Regions from separate parts of the Mus musculus genome. Here region 2 is linked to region 1. Evidence: chromatin contacts called from ENCODE Hi-C or POLR2A ChIA-PET data. All regions are on one chromosome and are shown on one strand. The core of a region is the stretch at or near the end of the contact, and the rest is flanking DNA. Distances in the headings are between cores, read along the strand shown.

The links. A loop is a pair of places that touch in the nucleus more often than their neighbours do. ChIA-PET counts read pairs that join two places held with the same protein, here RNA polymerase II (POLR2A).
Region 2: a map of gastrocnemius shows a loop between it and region 1 (4-fold over the local background). The contact joins the promoter of Lmod3 here to the promoter of Arl6ip5 in region 1. A Hi-C loop is called at or near these places in 7 of 37 maps with a recorded cell type or tissue (gastrocnemius and heart). POLR2A ChIA-PET finds 5 or more read pairs at or near these places in 3 of 5 experiments (Patski and embryonic stem cell).

The regions. Positions count from the first base shown.
Region 1 is chr6:97,209,513-97,212,212 of GRCm38, forward strand. Arl6ip5 (ADP-ribosylation factor-like 6 interacting protein 5) reads left to right here and starts at 1,280. Exons shown (of 3, transcript NM_022992.2): 1 at 1,280-1,484. The coding sequence starts at 1,309.
Region 2 is chr6:97,251,230-97,254,025 of GRCm38, forward strand. It overlaps Lmod3 (leiomodin 3 (fetal)), which reads right to left and starts at 1,528. Exons shown (of 3, transcript NM_001081157.2): 1 at 1,049-1,528. The coding sequence starts at 1,342. Gm32191 (a long non-coding RNA gene) reads left to right here and starts at 1,675. Exons shown (of 4, transcript XR_869294.2): 1 at 1,675-1,881.

The DNA.
Region 1 (2,700 bases), core at 30-2,529:
AGACATTCATTCACAATAAATTAGTTTTGTTTTGATTTTTTAGGAACTACTTTTCTCCAAAGTAAATTGCTGGAGTCCATTGCCAGGCTATCCTAAACACCAGTGGCAGAAGACATTTTCATAAAGCCCCCAATGATTTCCTCAACTGCCTTTCTAATCAGCTAAACAACTAAGTCTGACTTCGCCTCAAGTATATTTTACTACTCTTTGTTTTAGGGTAAGTTGGTGGTCTTAGTAGAGCACTTTGAGTTTGGTTAAAAATTAACAGTTGCAAATTTAGAAACACTGTTACCTTAGGCACTGCCATCTTAGAAGCCTAGGAGTCAGGGGGATCCTGGACACCACAAGAAAACAACCCACAGCATCAACTAAGCAGGGCTCATAGGCGCTCACAGAAACTGAAGCGGCTAGCACAGGGCCTACGTGTGTCTGTGCTAGGTTCTCTGTGTATGTGTTATGGTTGTGTAGCTTGGTGGTCTTGTAGAAGTTGTTTTCTTAGGTAAATGTTATTTGTTTAATATTGGAATAAAACTAAGAAACCTTTCTGGCCTGGGAAGCCATGTTTCTGCCCAGGAACACAGAGCACCTCCAGCAGCTGTCTGCTTTGAAGCTGCTAAGAGCTCGCTCAGGAAGAAGTGAAGTCATCCGCTTCTATCTATCTTCTATCTATAACGATGGCACAACGGTTCAGTAATTTTGCCACAGGACAGCAGAAATGAAGGGCGAAGAAAAAGGCGAGCTGGCAATCACTTTATTTCAGTTCACTTCAGTCAAACCCTTGCTCCCATTTTTTTTTTTTCTAGTGTGATTTCACACAAAGTGACTCATGAAAATTGCACGCATATGTGGGGAGATTAGCAATACCGGACTTCAGTGACACTGAGGCCGGCTTCCATTCCATTCCACTTATATTGACAGCTGAACAGCTGCTTTTTTTTTTTTTTTTTTTTTTTTTTTTTTTTTTTTTTTCTCCCTTCAGGGCAAAGAACACACACAAGCGATGTGTTTAAAAAGAGATGGTTTGTATTTAAACTGCCAGAGAGAACTGACACCACCTTTAGTTTAGGTAGGGGATTTCCGCTAGTTACTTTTTGTCCTAACATTGGATAAAGCCCACTGCTCTGAGTCACTAACCACTTCCAGCCAATCACAGACAGACCAACACACCCGCCCGCAGCCAATTTTCTGAGCCCTGCCGTGCTTTAACCGCAGAACCAATCCGAAGGACCCGCTGTCATCTTTCATCCAGCTGGTTGTCGCTGCCGCCGCCTCCAGATTCCGAAGGCGAAGCTCGCGAAGCAGAGGAACATGGACGTGAACCTCGCCCCGCTCCGTGCCTGGGACGATTTCTTCCCGGGCTCTGATCGTTTCGCCCGGCCGGACTTCAGGGACATTTCCAAATGGAACAACCGTGTAGTGAGCAATCTGCTCTATTACCAGACCAACTACCTGGTGGTGGCTGCCATGATGATTTCGGTTGTTGGGTAAGTGGGGTCTTCTGCCTGGAGCACCTGTCCAGGGTCAGGACGTAGGGACCACGAGGACAAGATCGCGAAATGCAAGACTAGGTCCACACGGAGCGCCTGCCTCAGGGAAGGGTCTCGGGAAGTGGCCCACCCAGTGGAAACTTGTTCTCAGGGCGAGGCCACAGCTCTCTGAGGTCCCCTTTCTTTCTCTTTTTGCTCTAGAGGCTTGAGCAGGGACCCTGGGAGGGAAGAGGTGAGGAAAACGCTGAGAACTTGGGACAATGAGAACTACCCCCTCCCACGTCCCCGTGCTGAAGATATTCGCCTGTCAGATGTTTGTAGCACAGTGGGTGTTTTAAAAATAAGAAAAAATGTGGTGGTGTTGTAACCTTGTCCTGGGGCTGCCTAGCAAAGCCTGGAGTGACAGGGTGTGGACCCAGGGCTGTGTTTAAGTGGCCTCTCCGGCTAATGTCTGTCTATACTGTACATAGAACTGAGCTTCCGCTCAGGCGGATGCGAGTCTCCTGGTGGCGCATCTTCCCCTGTGAGGTGACTCTGGAAACGAGGCCCCCTGACATTTTCTTTTCCCCTAGAAGTTGCCGGACACGGTCGCTTTAGCTTTGCTCCTTAGCCTGGGGTCTTAAACATCTCTGAAGGCCTTTTCGATGCTGGTTAAGAAGTTTCCTGTGCTAAGTAAGGTTATACGTGAACATTCTGGCGCACATACACGTACACATTTCCGCACCTGTTTCCTGAGAAGCTGTTTTTCCTTGTAGGTTACCCTTTAAAAATGCTTCTTCCACCTTTTAACAAAATAAATGGTTATATTCGCCATTTTATTATCTCTTATACGAATTTAAATAGAAGGTTTTACAAAACACCCTCTTGCCCTAAAAGAAGTCCTTTTCTAAGGTTTCTCTTTCCGAACAAACCCAAAGAGAAAGAGAAGCTGCTAGGGAGAAAAACAAAAAACAATCCCAAAAAGGAGAGAGAAGAGATGCACACTCGGGGCTCTTAGGAAGGGGTGCGTGATAAGGCGCTGTCTTAAGTTGGCCTGAGGTTAGCTGGCTTATTTACTTAGCTACCTCTGGGCACCAGATCCCACGCCAAGCTCTGAGCGCACCAAGATGAATCAGACTTGAATTCTGGCCCAGGGACACATGGCATTTGCTGAGCCTCAAAAGGAGCAAACTCACAGCACGGAGGAGACTGGCAAGCTTCCTCATTTCCAGGC
Region 2 (2,796 bases), core at 278-2,777, 42 kb after region 1:
TTTGTCTGTAGTCCTCCTAAAACTGGTCTTTGTATGGAATTGTCTTCGAACTCACAGAAGTGCAATTGTAAGAGGTCTGCAAAGGACACGATAAGCTCTGGTCTGATCAAGCCTGAAATTTATTTCCTGGACTTCAGTTTCTGCTTAATGCTCACTACTGTCTTCTATCACACCAATGTGACAACATGCACCTGTGTCTAGCAGGTGGCCCCAAAGAAACCATACATAAGAAATCTGTCTTCTTTCTTCTCAATCATTTTTAAGTGCAACATTAAAATTTGTCCTTTAGAACCATCAAGACGGCTTATCAGGTAAAGGTACCTGCCACCTCGCTTGACCTACACACACACTCACACACTTACACACACACACACACACACACACACACACCTAATAATAAAAAAATGTAATTAAATTTTAACTGTGCTTTATACAAAACTCATGCCAGCTCTAGTTTTTAGATAAGTATCTCAAGAGAGGACTCTCTTGAAGATTCCTTCTTAGACATCAATTTTCAGGTGTCATCACTGATGCCCAATGCACATACAGTGTGCCCACGTTTTCAGTCTTGGGTTTGGCTTAGTGTATGGCCAGATTTCTTCAGAAGTGGGGAATCTTTGACATTATATGTAAAATATCGTATGTGCATAAGTAGTCTGGAGAAATGTGGAGTAGAATTTGGACAAGCTTCTCAAAAGGAGAAGCCAAAAAAAAAAAAAAAAAGACAGAAGAGCTGTTTCTGTGTTAAACCATTACATGTCATTCATGGCTACAGACCACCAACTCCACACAGAGACCCTGGTGCCAATGTTGAAAGAGAAACACTGACAAGAGGTTATCACCTTCTCCCCACTACCTTGCAATTATACTATTTTTTCAGAAAGTTACAGCCTGGGCTAGAACTTAATATTATAATTTAATTTAGGTGTGCCAAAATCCAAAACAGAATCACACATTTCATTCAGTCTTGAGAAATCACAATTGCAAAACACTACCCTGCCAGCCCAGTCCCGGCAGCCATTTGTGTCCCACACAGATCCCTGGTTACCTCAGACTGCACAAAACTGACAGGAACTCGTTCATCTTCCAGCATGCGTCTAGACGCCTTTTGCAAATACATGTAATCAACGAGAGACTTATGGTTGAAGTTTCCTGTGGGTGCCTTGTCTGTTTGATCCTTTTGGATCATCCCCACAGGAAGGTGGGGGTCAGGGGCCATGACTTCCATCTCTGACTGCAGTTCCTTCAGCTCTTCAGGGGATAAGTTGGCTAGGAGTTCGTCTTCATCGAGCTCCTCACTAAGGGTGTCTTCTTGCTCCGAATTCCTGCTGTGCCCCGACATAGTTTACTTTTTTTCTATCTGTTTCTAGATCACCAGAAAAGAAGAAATAATCCAATATGATATATTTTAAAGAAGGAATCAGTATGCAAACACCTCAGTGTCTTCTAATTAACAAATATCTTAGGCCAACCCACCCTTGAGAGATTTTCTCACTCAATGGTGTTGGTTGAGCTGCTGGGAGTGACTATAGCTCAGCTCATGTGGGATCTATATTAAGCAAGGTTTTCTGGGCAGAGTCAAGTTGTGGAACTACTACATGAGTCCCTTTTTGGCAACTTGAGTCATCTGGACAAATCCATCTGACATTTCAGTACAGCTGCTGGGCTAGACAGCGAGTAGCCGGGCTATGGAATCTCTGCAGGAATAAACGCATTCTTTTCTAAAGCCCTCCCACCCCAGGGAGCCCACACCCCATGCTCTAGATCTCCCGGGGAGCCTGCTGCTGCTTATCTAAACAACTCACAAAACATCAGAATGAAAATCCAGCCAGCAAATGCAGTTTCTCCTGGAATAGAAGCGTCGTCCCCTGAAGGTGGCCGGTGAGCTGGGCTTTGCCTGATCTTTCCAGCAGGCTCTGGAAGCCGTGCCTCTGAAGGGAACAGCTCAGGTCTTGCTATGGTATTCACCCCTGTGTAAGTGAACCGGTGCAAGCTGCTCTTATCTGCACCTAGATCCTGTGACCTGACAGATGGGGATAACAAGGCCCTGAATTTCCATGTAAGGGAGAGGGGCCATGTAAGGGGTTTAAAACCATTTATGTCTTTAGTAAGTGTTTATCAAACCTAGCTAAATTAAGATGGCTCTGAAGAGAATGTTTGTAATCATACTGTTGAAATACTGGGAGAAAAGGGACATGAAAAGAGTTTCTTTGTAAACTGTGGGGGAGGGACACTAATTTTTTTCAAATTGCTAACATACATTTATGTTGATCCAACAACCCTACCTTTTGAGGTATATACCTCAGATACACTCCCACCAAGGTGAAAGCACAATTGTATACATTAGCTGGCTACACAAAACTCTAAAACAGTGTGCATGACAGGATAGTCTTGAGACAGTAAGTTAAACAAATGTACATAAATAAAAATAAGAGCCAGGCCAGGTTCTGGATGCCTTTAGTCTCTTTGTACTTGTACTCAGGAGGCAGAGGCAGGCAGATCTCTGTGAGTTCAAGCTCAGCCTGGTTTACATAGCAAGTTCCAGGACAAAAAGGGCTACATAGAGAGACCCTGTCTCCAACACAACCCAAATAGATAAATATAAAAATATCAGTGAGATAGATTATTGAATAATAAATAAGAAACCAAACATTTCACGTGATTTTAGGGAGGGGTATAGGTGTCTAGAGGGCTGGGCTGGAGAAAGGCTTCACCATTATATATTTATATATTTCATATATATTATATTTTTATATTTTTTTCCAGAGACAAGAGTCCTTCTGTGTAGTCCTGGCT